Regions from separate parts of the Homo sapiens genome. Here region 1 is linked to region 2. Evidence: chromatin loops called from intact Hi-C (ENCODE). Cell type or tissue: CD4-positive, alpha-beta T cell. All regions are shown on one strand. Links, peaks and the distances in the headings refer to the core of each region. The heading gives the core; the rest is flanking DNA.

Region 1 (4,395 bases), core at 184-4,183, 850 kb before region 2:
TCTCCCTCCTAGTCTCCTCTCACCTCTGTCTCTCTTTCCTTTCTCAAATATCGATTGAGTCCCAGTTACTCTCCCTTGTACTGAAGTGACACAGAAGTGGACAAACACAGACCAAGTCCCCAACCAATCACTAATAGGTTAGACATTGTCCTAGGTGTTTATGTCGAATGTTCCTAACAACTCAGAAAATTGGGTTTATTATTCCCATTTTACCTACATGTAATTAAGATCTAGGGTGGTGTCTGAAAGCCTATGCTTATTTTGTAGAACAAATGAATGAACAGAAGCATGAAGAAGGTAAGTGGCTGATCCATAACCACACAGCTCCCAAGTGGTTTAGCCTTGATTTGGCTCCAAACTTGCACCCTGCTTAGCCTTTTAAATTGGGTGGGGTTGAGAGGTTACTTCAACTCTAGTTCTGTTACCAAACCAAACTTGTGTCTGCTTGCCTAATGCACAGAAAAAGCCAAATACTGACACCAGGATTTGCAGTGAGAGAAAGTGAGACATTTATTGCACTGAGCAGAGCCAAGGAGAATGAGCAGCTAACGCTTAAGACCCAAACTCCCTGATGGCTTCCAAGCAGGGGTTTTTAAAGGTGGCAGGGTGTGGTGTGTTGGGGATCGTCTCCAAAGTGAGAGAATTTCTGGAACTTTTAAAATCTACTTCTTGGCTTCAGTCTGTCTGAGATCACTGTGAAGACAGCTGGCATTTTCCATCAGGTGGGAGTCCTGGTTTCTTAAAAACAACTCAAGGACATATGTCAAGATGTTATCTTTAGTTTCTGTAGGGAAACAAACATCTTGTGACTCTGACTTATTTGGGTGGCTATTGCAAAAGTTATTATGATCTTCTCACTTAGGGGGTTATTTATTCAATTCTCTAATTGCTGGCCGTAGGGCTAGTTGGGTGCCTGGAATTTCCCTTGAAGGGACTCAAAATTTTTCCATGCTGGGCAGGGGACAGTGGTTGGGGGAGCCCAGCAGGCCCCTAAGATGGTTCCCTGCCTGTCTCAATTCTGGAGACTGAGGAGAGCGAAAATCACCTGGTGACCACTGAGCAGGCCCCGGAGATAAAAACTAATTATCTGAACAATTCAGAAAGGAGCAAAGACCACCTGGTGACCACCAAACAGGCCATCTGGAGGCAAAACTCCTTATCTGGGGAATTTAGAAGTAATCAAACTTCTCTAGTATCTAAAGTTGTCACCTTTAAGCTGAGGTGCAGTGGCTCACGCCTGTAATCCCAGCATTTTGGGAGGCCGAGGCGAGCGGATCACTTGAGGTCAGGGGTTCGAGACCAGCCTGGCCAGCATGGTGAAACCCCGTATTTGCTAAAAATACAAAAATTAGCTGGGCATGGTGGCACGCGCCTGTGATCCCAGCTACTTGGGAGGCTGCGGCAGGAGAATCGCTTGAACCCGGGAGGCAGAGGTTGCAGTGAGCTGAGATCTCGCCACTGCACTCCAGCCTGGGCGACAGAGCGAAACTCCGTCTCAAAAAAATAAATAAAATAAGTAAAGTTGGCATCTTTAAACTTTCAGAGGTTCCAATCCTCTTTCAACTTTTATAAGCAGCTAAAATTTCTATACATCTCCGGAATGCCGTGCTGAAACTCATTTTACAACCCTCAACTCCCACCTTAAAAGGTTCATAAATGCTGGTAAGGAAAATCCACCAGGGTGCGCTCAGTCCTCTCGCTGAGGTGCCCCACTGCACCCTTTTGTAGCGTTCTTCCTTTCTAATAAACGTTCCTTTTTCAAAGCTGTACTGTTGTCGGTAAATTCTTTTTACCAACCCCCCAGTCGACCACTTCCCGGTGCCGGGGCTCTGACACCGCGCGCAGAGACAGAGGCAGGCGGCCCCCTCTCTGCTGCCCCTTCTCCCTGCTGGTCTCATGAATGCTCTCACCTGAGCTTCTCCTTTTCCTTTTCTACTTTCTCCTTTACCAAGGGCGCAGCTGCTCTTCGGAGAGGCAGTTGGGTCCACAGAATCAGCTGCCTCTTGGAGAGCGGTGTGAGGTTATGAGGGAGCTGAGGGGAAGTAAAGAGAGGGTCCAGTGTGCCTCACCTTGGTCCCACACACCGAAGGAAAGGGTTTCAGAGAGGACTGGTGGATGCTGACACACCGTCCATTTTGAGAAGACTCCTTGTATGGGTGGCAGTGTGCTTCCCCAAAACTCATGTTGAAGCCCTAACCCATAACACCTTAGAATGTGACTGTATTTAGAGACTGGATTTCTAAAGAGGCGATTAATTTTAAAGAGACCATTAGGGTGAGCCCTAATCCAATCTGCCTGCTGTTCTTATAAGAAGAGGAAATTGAACCTGCAAGGAGCTATTAGGGCCTCTTGCAGAGAGGGATGACCGCATGCAGAGGCCACAAGAGGGCGCCCTCTGCAAGCCAAGGAGAAACCTCAGAAGACACCAACCCTGAAGAGGAAATTGATGTTGGACTTCTGGCCTCCGGAAGAGTGAGAAAATACATTTTTGTTTAAGCCGCCCAGTCTTTGTGTGTGTGTGTGTGTTTTTGTCTTTGTGTGTGTGTGTGTGTGTGTCCCTAGCAAAGGAATGCAATTTTTTTCTCATGTCCTCAAAAAACTTAGTTCATGTGTAGAATTTAAAGTCTGAGGAATCGCCACTTACAAATACTTTGGGTATTTTGTTTTTTTTTTTTTTTTAGACAGGATCTCTGTCACCCAGCTGGAGTGCAGTGGCATAATCACAGCTCACTGCAGCCTCCTGGGCTCAAGTGATCCTCCCGCCTCAGCCTCCCAAATAGCTGGGACTACAGGCATGTGCCACCATGCCTGGCTAATTTTTAAAATGTTTTGTAGAGACAGGGTTTCACCATGTTGCTCAGGCTGGTCTCAAACTCCTGGGCTCAAGTGATCCACCCACCTCGGCCTCCCAAAGTGCTGGGATTACAGGTGTGAGCCATTGTGCATAGCCAACAGACACTCCTCTGAGGGAGGCAGTCAATCTGGGCAGTTTCTACAAGTTTTTTTTTTTTTCCAACAGAAATCAATCATTTCTCATCTTAGCTTCAAGTAATTACACGAGAGTTGTTCAAACTTTAGCATGCATCAGAATCACCAGAGAGCTTGATAAAACTGAGATTGCTGAGCTCCACTCCCCGAGTTTCTGATTCAGTAAGTCTGGTGTAAGGCCTAAGAATGTGCATTTCTACGGTGTTCTCAAGTGATACTGATGCTGCAGGTTTGGGGACATATTTTGAGAACCAATATATTCTATTTTAATTCCACCATTAATGGTTATTTTTTATTTTATTTTTTTGAGACAGGGCCTCGGTCTGCTGCCCAGGCTGGAGTGCAGTGGTGCAATCATTGTAACCTTGAACTCCTGGGCTCAAACGGACCTCATGCCTCAGCCTCCTGAGTAGCTGGGACTGTAGACCCAGGCCACCACCACACCTAATTTTTTTTTCTTTTTTAGACACAGAGTCTTGCTGTGTTGCACAAGCTGACCTCCAACTTCTAGGCTCAAGTGATCCTTCCACCTCGACCTCCCGCAGTGTTGGAATAACAGGTGTGAGCCTGCACCCCAGCCTAATTCCACCATTAATTTGTAACTGGTTTTTGCTATGTTTAAAACTTCTTGGAGGACACTTAGGAAGCCTTCTTCCCCTGTGTCCTGTAATGAGGAGTGGGCACTGTGGTCAGGGTGCTTGGCTAGGGGGTTTAGTCCTCCCATTTGGGGCTATTTCCTGGCCCTTCTGGCCCTGCCCACCCAGGAGGGCGGAAGAGAGCTGTGGTCATCTGAAAGGATACCACGGCAGGATGTGAGGGCCCAGGCGACAGGGTAAAGAGCTGCCAGCATGCGTGGCTATTCTGAGGCCTAGAATTTATGTAACTGGAACACAAAGTCTCAATCCCTAGGGCCAGAGAGGGATTTGGGTCAATGGGAAGTTGAAAACAGCAGGAAAATGAGCCCAAGTAGCTCCGTGCACGTGAAGCAAAATTCATTCTCTGCATGGGCAGTGTGAAATAGGAAATAATTAAATGTTGTCTGGAGCTCATGTAGTCTGCAGGCTTGGGACATTTACCCAGGAGCCAGCTGGGAACATTTCATAGAACTTCTGACTAATCGAAAAAGCAGTTTATTCCAAAATCAAAAATCAAAGCCATTTTCATCTGGTTGCATGTAAAACACCCACTCACATCGGAGTCATCTATTGAAACCCAGGGGTACACACGGGTGCTATAGCTGAGTCTTTTATTGGTAAAGAAGTCAATAGTACCCCCTCCTTCCCTCCTCCCCAGAGAAAGCCACTTCTGGTTTGTTTCCTTTCATACCCTTTTCCATGCATTTGGCATGACTGGTACCTTTGGAACATTTTTACCAAGCTGTGAATTTCTTGAGGGTATCATCCATTT
Region 2 (4,395 bases), core at 280-4,279:
CATGGCTGGGGAGGCCTCACAATCATGGCAGAGGACGAAGGAAGAGCAAAGGGACACCTTATGTGGTGGCAGGCAAGAGGACATGTGCAGGGGAACACTCCTTTATAAAACCATCAGATCTGTGAGACTTATTATCATGAGAACAGCATGGGAAAGACCCACCGCCATGATTCCATTACCTCCCACCGAGTCCCTCTCATGACACATGGGAATTATGGGAGCTACAATTCAAGTTGAGATTTGGGTGGGGACACAGCCAAACCATATCACATTAGTTCAAGTAAGCAAATGGTGAGAGGCTGACAGAAAAAAAAAATCACTTAAATTAGTGAAGTGCTCTTTCCTGTTATGATATATATTTGAGTTTCCTTTTAGCTTATGAATAAACATGTGTACTTACATATAGTAGTGATAAAAATTCAAACTATTCCACAGTTCTATTTTAAAATGGCATGTTTTATATTTTTTGTATAATTAATCTTAATTGCAAAAATGTGTATACTTAATGAAAATAAAGCTGTCACCTAAGAAAAAGAAAGAAAGAAAGAGAAACTATGTAAGACAAAAGAGAAAAGACAATGGAGCAGTATTTTAAAGCAATAAAAAATCACCAAACCAGAATTCTATGCTGAACAAAAATATCTTTCCAAAATGAAGGGGAAATACTTCTTTCAAAATAACAAAGACTGAGAATTTGTCCCTTGCAGACCTGAACTACTAGAAATGCTAAAGAAAATTCTTCAGAGAGAAGGCAAATTATGTCCTATGGAAGTTTAGATAATACTAGAGTTTCTCAACCTCAGCAGCTATTGACATTGGGGACTACATAATTCTTCATTGTGAGAGGCTGCCTTGTGCATTGTAGAATGTTTAGCAGCATCCTTGGCCTCTACTCACTTAATGCTAGTAGCAACCAATCATACCCCTCACCCAAATTATGACAACAAGAAATATCCCCAGACATTTCCAAATGTCCCTTGGGGCACAAAATATCTTCTATCTCTACCCCTCTTCTCTGTCCCTTGAGAAACACTGATATACACAAAAGAATGAAAAATGCCAGAAATGATAGGGAAAGATAATCCTGAATGAAGACAATGATGACAATTTGACTTGCAAATAGTATCTCAATATCTTTTGTTTCTTTGTGATTAATGTAATAGTTAATTCCTAACTAGTTGCTAAAGAACTAATTTGTATGCATAGGTAAGATATAACTTGTAACACAGGAATAGAGAACAAGGAATTTTAAAATCAAAATAATATATACTTATTATAGAAAATTTAGCAAACATATAAAAGTAAAAAGGGGAACTTCATTATCCTGCCATCCAAACATAACATTCATTAGCATTTGGTCTAAGTCCTTCAAGTGATTTTTTTTCTATACATACTTGACCATTATGACACACATACATACACACATTAGTTTTTATTAACTAATATTTCATATATAATAATTCCTTATGCTAATGTTAAAAGAAAAACTTTAGACAAATTAAATTTAACAGAGTTTAATTAAGTAAAGAACAATTCATGAATTGGGCAGCCCTCCTAGCCCCCCAACCAGAGTAAGTTCAGAGAGACTCCAGCACTGCTGCACAGTGAAAGAGGATTTATGGACAGAAGAAGGAAAGTGAAGTAACAGAAAAGAGATGTGAGGTACAGAAACAGTCAGATTGGTTACAGCTCAGTGTTTGCCTTATTTGAACACACTTTGAACAGTTGGCTGCCTGCAAGTGGCTGAAGTATGGCTTCTGTGATTGGCTGAGACTCAGTTACTTGTTACAAGAGTAGGTTATGGTCTATTTACAGTCCAGTTAGGTTACACGTCACTATGTAGGGAGAAACCTTACCAAGGGTTCTGAACTTAAAATGAGGCAGCTTTAAGCTAAACTTAATTTAACAATAAAAAATGTTTAATGGCAGAACAATATTCTACCATGTACCGTACTGTTTTTCTTAACTCTTTCTCTTATTGGTGGATATTCAGGCAATCCTAATGTTTTACTTTTATTATAATGCTGCAATAATAATCTTTATGGAAAACTCTTTTTCCCATGTCTTGAGTTATTTTCTTAATAGAAATTTCCAGGGCTTGGCACAGTGGCATACACCTGTAATCCCAGCACTTTGGGAGGCCAAGACTGGAGTGCAGTCGCTTGATCTGAGCTCTCAGCAACCTCTGCCTCCCAGGTTCAAGCGATTCTTCTGCCTCAGCCTACTGAGTAGCTGGGACTACAGGCATGCGCCACCATGCCCAGCTAATTTTTCTATTTTTAGTAGAGACGGGGTTTCACCATATTGGCCAGGCTGGTCTTGAACTCCTAACCTCAAGTGATCTGCCTGCCTCGGCCTCCCAAAGGGCTGGGATCACAGGCATGAGCCACCATGCCTGGCCACAGCCAATAGCTTTTTAAGGGCTAGAACTGTCCTAGTCAATGTGGTATTGCCCTACATTATCGACACAGAAAGTACTTAGCAGAAATTCAGTCAATTGTTCCGTGCCTTTAAGCTGAATTTAAAACTGTGAAATAGATCTCTAACAAAGAACAGCGTTTACACTAGCCAAGTTCTGCAAACTATACATGTCGAGAAAAACAAAACCTACCCTAGCGAAAGGATATTCCTGAAAGCCAGTTTGCCCATACATTTCTACTAATTTCAAATGAATTTTTCAAATTGCAGTATCACTCTTACCTGCAACAGAAGCAAAGGTAAATTTTCAGGGGTGTACTCCCTTCTTAGGCAGCTCTCTAGCTCCCTCTGCACGGCATCTGCCTGAACAACAAGGGGCTTCGACTCGGCCACCTAAACCCAAATAACTAGTTTTAACATCCCAAATTAAAGAACTGTAAAATTTCAAATATCACAAAATCAGACATTTCCAAGGAAATAATGGTCTGCTCTGATTCAGTGGTAAGCTGAATAGTGGACTGTTCTCATAAATACTGTTAATAGCATCAGCTGTTTGTCTGCAAAAATACTGTTTCTGCTAAAAGTTACCAGTCAGCAAAATCAAACTTATTGTCATATTGAAATAGCCCACTGTCTTACTCACCTGTAAGGTTTTCTTCAGTGCTAGTTCCCTCTCTCTTCTAAAGTAATAAATATCCTTTGGCATTTGAATAGAGCTGCAGAAAGATTTATGCAATATAAGTGGTAATTACAGAAGCTGTAATCGACCAGATTATAGATAGACCATGATTAATCTGTAACTCTTCACAACTGCTCATTTCTGAATAAGTATATCATATTATACTGGATTATTGAGGGCACGCAAAGGCCACATCCTTTTGTTTTGGTTAGAATCTTTCTTGATTCTTCTTTGATTAGCATGTTTGCTAAACTTTTCCCTGGGCCAATTTTTCTCTCCCCTCCCCAAACAAACAGAGTATTTCGTTCTACCCTTGATTCACTTCACTATTTCCTACTGCAGAATAAAGGGAGGGACACAATGGTGAGGATTTTTATTTCCCCACCTGAATTCCCTCCAGCAACCTTATCTCTGACAAATATTGTGCCTCTCAGATCCCATTTTCACCCTAGTTGGCACATAAAACCAGTATCGTGTAATTTAAAATAAAATGCTTTTATTTTTGTGTTCTTGATGAATTATCTGCTGGGGGGTGGGAATGACTCTTAAATATCAAACATGAAATACTTCAGGAATCATTTTAACCAAACTTAATGCTTCAGGAAAATTATTGATTCGTAGGAAAAACATTTATAGCAGAAGTGCCTGTTTAAGCAGCCTTGTGGATTCCTGTTCACACCCACTGATGAGGGACCTGTTGTTTTTACCATGGACTCTGATACAAGGAGGCACAAGCTGTGGGGTCACCTGGTAAGGGGGTGGACCCTGGGTCAGGAACAGCAGAGTGCTCCACATTTGGGATAAGATATATCCCAAGGTTTGGCAGCTTTGAAAACATCAGGAAACAGCAACCCTGATGCAGACATCACTTTCTCAAGATAGTATTTTGCAGACATTGGTAAGGGGCCACAGCAGGTAGTCTGGAACACAGGTGAGAGACCACCTAGAGATTATGCAGGAGGTGTAAGCAGTGACATTTAGGTTATTATTGTTCATATGGCCTATGAGTTCCCAGATAAGTTTTAAGGGAAGATAAAAATACACTGTTAGTTTGTACACTTGCCAGCAATTTCCCCCACTGCAGGCAGTGGTTCTGTGAAAAGAACCCCAGGCTGACAGTCAAGAAATCCATCAGTCAAGTGAGCCTAAGCAACCCATTTAGACACATTGTGTCAAATTTCCACCCCTGAAGTTGGAGATAATGCCCCTCTTATCTCCTAATATCTTCGCTTTAATGGAAAAAGAAAAAGAGGTGAGCTCTGAAAGGGATTTGAGAATAAAACCGGTAATAAACCTGA

What was found. Hi-C counts contacts between places; a loop is a spot of excess contacts. Peaks named below come from ENCODE experiments on the same cell type or tissue, not always from the same donor. Only the 100,000 strongest peaks of a DNase experiment are listed, where the experiment ranks them.
Region 1: a loop joins it to region 2, with 25 times the contacts of the local background. A loop is called at or near these places in 12 of 110 quality-filtered maps.

Annotation. Positions count from the first base shown.
Region 1 is chr6:110,037,599-110,041,993 of GRCh38, reverse strand. LOC107986631 (a long non-coding RNA gene) reads left to right here and starts at 1,750. Exons shown (of 3, transcript XR_007059702.1): 1 at 1,750-2,472; 2 at 3,455-3,547. RefSeq lists an enhancer at 2,092-2,331. In CD4-positive, alpha-beta T cell, for the core only: CTCF peaks have their summits at 1,950, 2,174 and 2,373 (motif pointing right); DNase peaks (open chromatin) are centred at 1,703 and 2,383; H3K4me3 peaks cover 862 bases; H3K27ac peaks cover 661 bases.
Region 2 is chr6:109,186,375-109,190,769 of GRCh38, reverse strand. It overlaps the pseudogene CCDC162P. Among named protein-coding and RNA genes, the nearest start is that of CEP57L1, 93 kb to the right of the region's middle. In CD4-positive, alpha-beta T cell, for the core only: a CTCF peak has its summit at 2,756; a DNase peak (open chromatin) is centred at 2,759.